Regions from separate parts of the Mus musculus genome. Here region 1 is linked to region 2. Evidence: chromatin loops called from intact Hi-C (ENCODE). Cell type or tissue: heart. All regions are shown on one strand. Each heading gives the region's core, and the rest is flanking DNA. Links, peaks and the distances in the headings are about the cores only. Region 1 has its middle 48 kb from the start of Gm23934. Region 2 has its middle 20 kb from the start of Gm33970.

Region 1 (2,920 bases), core at 239-2,738, 69 kb after region 2:
GCAGCCTTATTTATAATAGCCAGAAGCTGGAAAGAACCCAGATGCCCCTCAACAGAGGAATGGATACAGAAAATGTGGCACATTTACACAATGGAGTACTACTCAGCTATTAAAAAGAATGAATTTATGAAATTCCTAGGCAAATGGATGGACCTGGAGGGCATCATCCTGAGTGAGGTAACACAATCACAAAGGAACTCACACAATATGTACTCACTGATAAGTGGATATTAGCCCAAAACTTAGGATACCCAAGATATAAGATACAATTTGCTAAATGCATGAAACTCAAGAAGAATGAAGACCAAAGTGTGGACACTTTGCCCCTTCTTAGAATTGGGAACAAAACACCCATGGAAAAAGTTACAGAGACAAAGTTAGGAGCTATGACGAAAGGATGGACCATCTAGAGACTTCCATATCCAGGGATCCACCCCATAATCAGCTTCCAAACGCTGACACCATTGCATACACTAGCAAGATTTTGCTGAAAGGACCCAGATATAGCTGTCTCTTGTTAATCTAGGCCAGGGCCTAGCAAACACATAAGTGGATCCTCATAGTCAGCTATTAGATGGATCACAGGGCCCCCAATGGAGGAGCTAGAGAAAGTATCCAAGGAGCTAAAGAGATCTGCAACCCTGTAGGTGCAACATTATGAACTAACCAGTACCCCGGAGCTCTTGTCTCTAGCTGCATATGTATCAAAAGATGGCCTAGTCAGCCATCACTGGAAAGAGAGGCCCATTGGACACACAAACTTTATATGCCCCAGTACAGGGGAACACCAGGGCCAAAAAAAATGGGAATGGGTGGGTAGGGAAGTGGGGGGGGGAGGATATGGGGGACTTTTAGGATAGCATTGGAAATATAATTGAGGAAAATATGTCATAAAGAATATTAAAAATTTAAAAAAAATCACTTGCTAAAGTCAGGATTAGGCACAGAAGTGGAACCTATAGAATGTTGGTCTTTGTATTCTCTGAACACTGCTATTTCTCCTTGACTCTCTTCAATGAGTGTGTGATAGTTTCAACCACCTACTTTACCATGCAAAGGTTATTTTCTTTTGCAAAATTCTTAGAATGTTATAAATTCCTGCTTGCCACCTGTTTTCAAGATTCATTGATTAGACGATAAAAGAAGCATTTATTATAGATGCTTAGAATTGTGCCTGACTCAAAATGCAAACAGAGAGGAAGGCAACCATCACTGTCAGTAAGTTATGTTTGCCCTCTCCTCTTAGTGTTTTCCTAAGTATGCTTTTTAAAATTGCTTGGTTTACATTTTCAATTTTTATTATTCATATTTCGCTTTGTTTTGCACTTGTAAAGAAAACTTTCAAAGACTGAACCTGGACACAATAATGACAATTCAAAACTAATTTTGAGGAAAAAGGATTTTAAAGATTCTCTAACCCTCATTGCCTGCTACCTCTAAACAATGCCCAGGAGAAAATAACATCCTTTTATTTATTAGTCTATACACACGGTATTGCTGGGCAATTATTCCAGCTTCAAGCAAATTAGCTTAAACAAATAAAAAGCCGAGTTGTTTCATAGGGACAATCAGATTTTCCATTTCCTTGCTACCCAAGGGTTATGTTTCCTGTTGGGTTGGGAAAGCTTTCATTTTCCTGGGTCATTTTAGAGGAACCAGCTGGTTATTAGAAGGATAAAGTAATTTCTGAGGCTCACTGGGAGATAAATGAATGTCTTACAAGAGAAATGGGACCCAAAGAAGCTCCAGAGAAGTGGTCTGCCTTAGATTCTGTCCTTTCAACTGTCCCCAGGTAGGCAGAGATTCCTACAATGAAGGAACTAGGAGGATGTCACCAGGATGTAGACTGTGACCTGAGTACTAAGAACAAAGCCAACCTTTGGAAATAGAGAATGGACCTGTATTTGTCTGCTCTGATTTGCATGATAAAATATTACAGGCTGTGTGACTTAAGCAGCAAAGATGTGTTTTCTCCCAGATCTGATATCTGGGATCAAATGCCAGCAGATCTGGTTTCTGACAAGGGCTTTCTCTCTGGCAGAGAGACTTTCTCACGCAGCGTTAGCTAAGGTTCTCTAAAGGAACAGAACCGATAGAAAAAAGACATAGATATTAAAAAGGGATTAATTAGACTGGCTTATAGGATGGGGCCCCCATGGTCCAACAGTGGCTGTCTCACAGTAGAGAAGCCAAGAATTCATTAGTTCCTCAGTCCATGAGGCGGGATGTCTCAGCAGTGAAGGCCTGGAAGATTGCAGCAGAGATGCTGGTCTTCCATCTAAGTTGGAAGCCGAAAGAAGTTTGTTCTAAGACAATAGCAGATGCGTTTCCCAGTGAGCACAAGCAGGCAAAGGACGGTTTTCCCAACTACACCACAATCCTTTTATGTAGACTACCACCAGGAGGGTGCCACCTTCATTTAGGATGGCTCTTCCTGCTTCAAATAATCAACAGATAATTCCGCAAAGGACCGCCCAGAAGTGTCTGTTTTAGTTGATTCCAGAGGCAGTCACATTGATAACACCATGACAACCTTTTCTCTGCGCACATTCTCAACGGGAGAATGAGGATGACAAGACTCCCTGGCATCTCCTCTTGTAAGGACACTACTCCCCATGGATGTGTGGTCTCCACTCTGCCCTGACCTGAATGTGTCATTCAACTTTCCCATGTTGGAAATGTGATCCCCACTGGGAGACCACCGGGCACTGAGGAGTGATTAGGCCTTGAACATGTCATCTGCCCTACTTAATAAGTTACATGGCTATAAAAGGGCTTATGAACATCGGTGCTCTCTCCTTTATTCTTCTAATATGTGGAGACATGCATGGGGCTCACCCTCCTTTTTGATTAACTTATCCTGCTATGTGGGGAAGCAGCTGGAAACCCTGAGCCAGATGTAGCCATCTTGTGTTTAGAT
Region 2 (2,920 bases), core at 274-2,773:
CCTCTTGGGAGAAGAACTACCCTACACATTTGTGCTGAATAAAGAGCATTTTTGCTTAAAAGGAACAGGGAACTTTCCAAGAGGGCTGGGAACAAGCAACTGAAAACATCACTGAGCTGTATGAAAGATTTTTACTTCATTTTTCTAAATTCGTACTTCATGGGGCTGAAAGTAAAAATGGGATACAGATTAAGGCTCTATATTTTGCTTGAAGGCCAGGGGCCAGAGGGAAGAGATTAGGATTTAAAGGAGTTGCCTGGTACGCATTTTGGAATGTAGAGGAGAAGTACCAAGAGATAGGTAAGATACGGTAGATACTTAGATCCTGCAAGGTTCATTGTGTCCAAGATCTGGGGTCCATAATCCAAACATTGGACTCAACTTCCTCATGAATAACTGGTCTGAGATGCTCCCCTGGGGGAAGTGATGTCAATGACTAAGTCACCTGATATTTATTTATTTATTTATTTATTTATTTATTTATTTATTTATTTAATGTATATGAGTACATGGCCCTGCTTGCTCTGGCCCCACTTGCTCTGGTCAATCCAGCTCAAGCGATTTATTTATATCTAATACACTGTAGCTGTCTTCAGACTCACCAGAGGAGGCTGTCAGATCTGATTACGGATGGTTGTGAGCCACCAAGTGGTTGCTGGGATTTGAACTCAGGACCTTCGGAAGAACAGTCAGTGCTCTTAACCACTGAGTCATCTCTCCAGCCCACATCTGATCTTTTCAAATGACAATTTGATTGTATTGTGTATATTACCTTTCCCATCTTGGAGCCCTGAAGATTTGACTTGTGAAAGTAACTACACAGTCACCCCTCTACCTCCCACTGTTAAGTCATCTACCCTCCCTTTCATGAGCCATGTTATCTCTGTGAGGCCTTTATGTGTACAGTTTCCTACTAGAATACTTCTTCTCATTTACTATCTAGCTGATCAAGACTCAGCTTTTCTAAGAACTTAACTAAAATTTCTTTTATTTTAAGCCATCTCACCTAAATCCCCCGACTGAGACAATCCCTCTTTTCATAGATGGTCAAATAGCATTGCTATTCTTATCATGATTATAACTACCCACTGTTCATGGGATTGTTTTCTTCACAAGACTGAATCTCATAAGGGCAGTGATCAAGTGTGCGAGGACAATGTGTGGCACTTACTCCTGGCCTTAGCAAATACTTGTCAGATCTATGAAAAAAGTGCCCCTCCTCCATTTACCTTGTTCTATCTATGGTACACGTTTGCTGACGTCAGTCCTACGTGGCTCAGCTGTTGAGTATGACTGATTCAACCGCCTATGCTCCCAGGTCTTCCAGTGACAGCGGAATGCTGTTGGGGATGGGGAGTAAGGTGGGGGTGGGCTCTAAGAACTCTGATGTCCCTTTAATTACTTTTTTTTAGAACTTGTCTGAAGCTATTTTAGAAGTTGACTTTTGTGGTTTGGCTGTGGTTTAGTAATTTCCCTGAAAGACAGGAGCCCTGGGACTGTTTGCCTGAGAAGCAGCTCGCCCATCCTTTCTGGATAAGAGCACATTGTTTCTTTCTTCAAAACTGGCCTTCACAGCTATGTTTCTTGGTGACGAGCCCAGGAAAGGCAACAGCTGCAGAGTCTCTGTGGTCCCAGGGGTGCCTAAGGTCAAAAGGTCAAGCGGTCGATTCTTTTTTCTTTTTCTGTTTTACAGAAAGATATCCCTGTACCAATGACGTCCAGTCCAAAAGCTCACTCTCTTGGATTCTAAACCTAATTTCCTGCCATAGGCTTCCAGAACTGCTATTTCCCAAATGGCCTAGCTTAGTAACTAACAAATTTGTGCACAGCATTTGCATGCGTGTGTGTGTGTGTGTATACACTCGTGTGACTGCGGATTCAACCTAGCATCTCCTGCATTACAGGCAAGCTCTCTACCACTAAGCTTCATCCCTAGTTTTGTTTTTTGTTTTTTTCTTACATGCTCATCAATTTCCTAAACATTGAGTGTTACAGAGAAACAAAATGCAGAGTGGTTTGTGCTTCTAGTAGTAAAGTAGCCTCTATGTTGAATGTGTGCACAAAGACTTGGTATTGTCAAACTCCACATAATGTTAATCAGGATTCCCTCCCTCACCTTTGGCTCTTCCAGGCAAATAATTAGATTCAAAGGTGGTATAAACCAATCATGAAGAATGAGGTTACTATCTGATAAAAAAATGTTCATCTGGCTTAGACTTGGCTATCACAGTATCCAGGCCAGAGGCACTACTGATAAATAAACATAGCACAGACTTCAGAGAGGTTCAGCCTCCCAGGAAAAGCTACTTTCTCTATAAGAGCTTGGATCCTGGCAGCGGCAAGCCATTTGGCCTGCAGAAATCCATGACACGGAGTCACAGAGGATGACAAAAATCTAGTTTTCTAGTTGGTTCTCTGGGAGTCATGTGTGAAAAGTCTGCAGCTGAGGTGAGTTAATTATGAAAATGAGGCAGCTGAAGCACAATGCATATGCATCAGCTGCTTCTGCAAGGATGAGACGCAAAGTCTTGAAAACAACATAAAGGTTTGTCTGCCCATCCCTTGGCAGACTTGATGGAACAGTGCAGCTCGCCCATGGTGGCTGGTACTCAGAAAGAAGGGAAATTAGAAGAGACTAAGGAGAAACATTGTAAAAGGACATATCCTCAATGGCCTGCCTCCACCAGTAAGGCTGCACCCCTTTCCTTTGCCACCGCCCAATAGCGCCATTATATGGGGCATCGGGGAGACAGCCCATTCATATCCGAGGTTTTCACTGTTTAATTTTCTCCAGACCTTTTACTTGTCTTTTAGGTAACTCTCAATATAATCAAATTGAAAAATCAAGATTAATTATCATAGCTAAGCAATCTTTATGCAAATCTTCATTTACTCAGAGAAAGTGTTAATCCATGCTCCA

What was found. Peaks named below come from ENCODE experiments on the same cell type or tissue, not always from the same donor. Only the 100,000 strongest peaks of a DNase experiment are listed, where the experiment ranks them.
Region 1: it touches region 2 in a loop (2.7-fold over the local background); 4 of 42 quality-filtered maps call a loop at or near these places.

Annotation. Positions count from the first base shown.
Region 1 is chr1:80,085,937-80,088,856 of GRCm38, forward strand. No RefSeq gene overlaps it. Among named protein-coding and RNA genes, the nearest start is that of Gm23934, 48 kb to the right of the region's middle. In heart, for the core only: no CTCF peak of the experiment used is centred there; no DNase peak of the experiment used is centred there.
Region 2 is chr1:80,017,255-80,020,174 of GRCm38, forward strand. No RefSeq gene overlaps it. Among named protein-coding and RNA genes, the nearest start is that of Gm33970, 20 kb to the right of the region's middle. In heart, for the core only: no CTCF peak of the experiment used is centred there; a DNase peak (open chromatin) is centred at 1,617.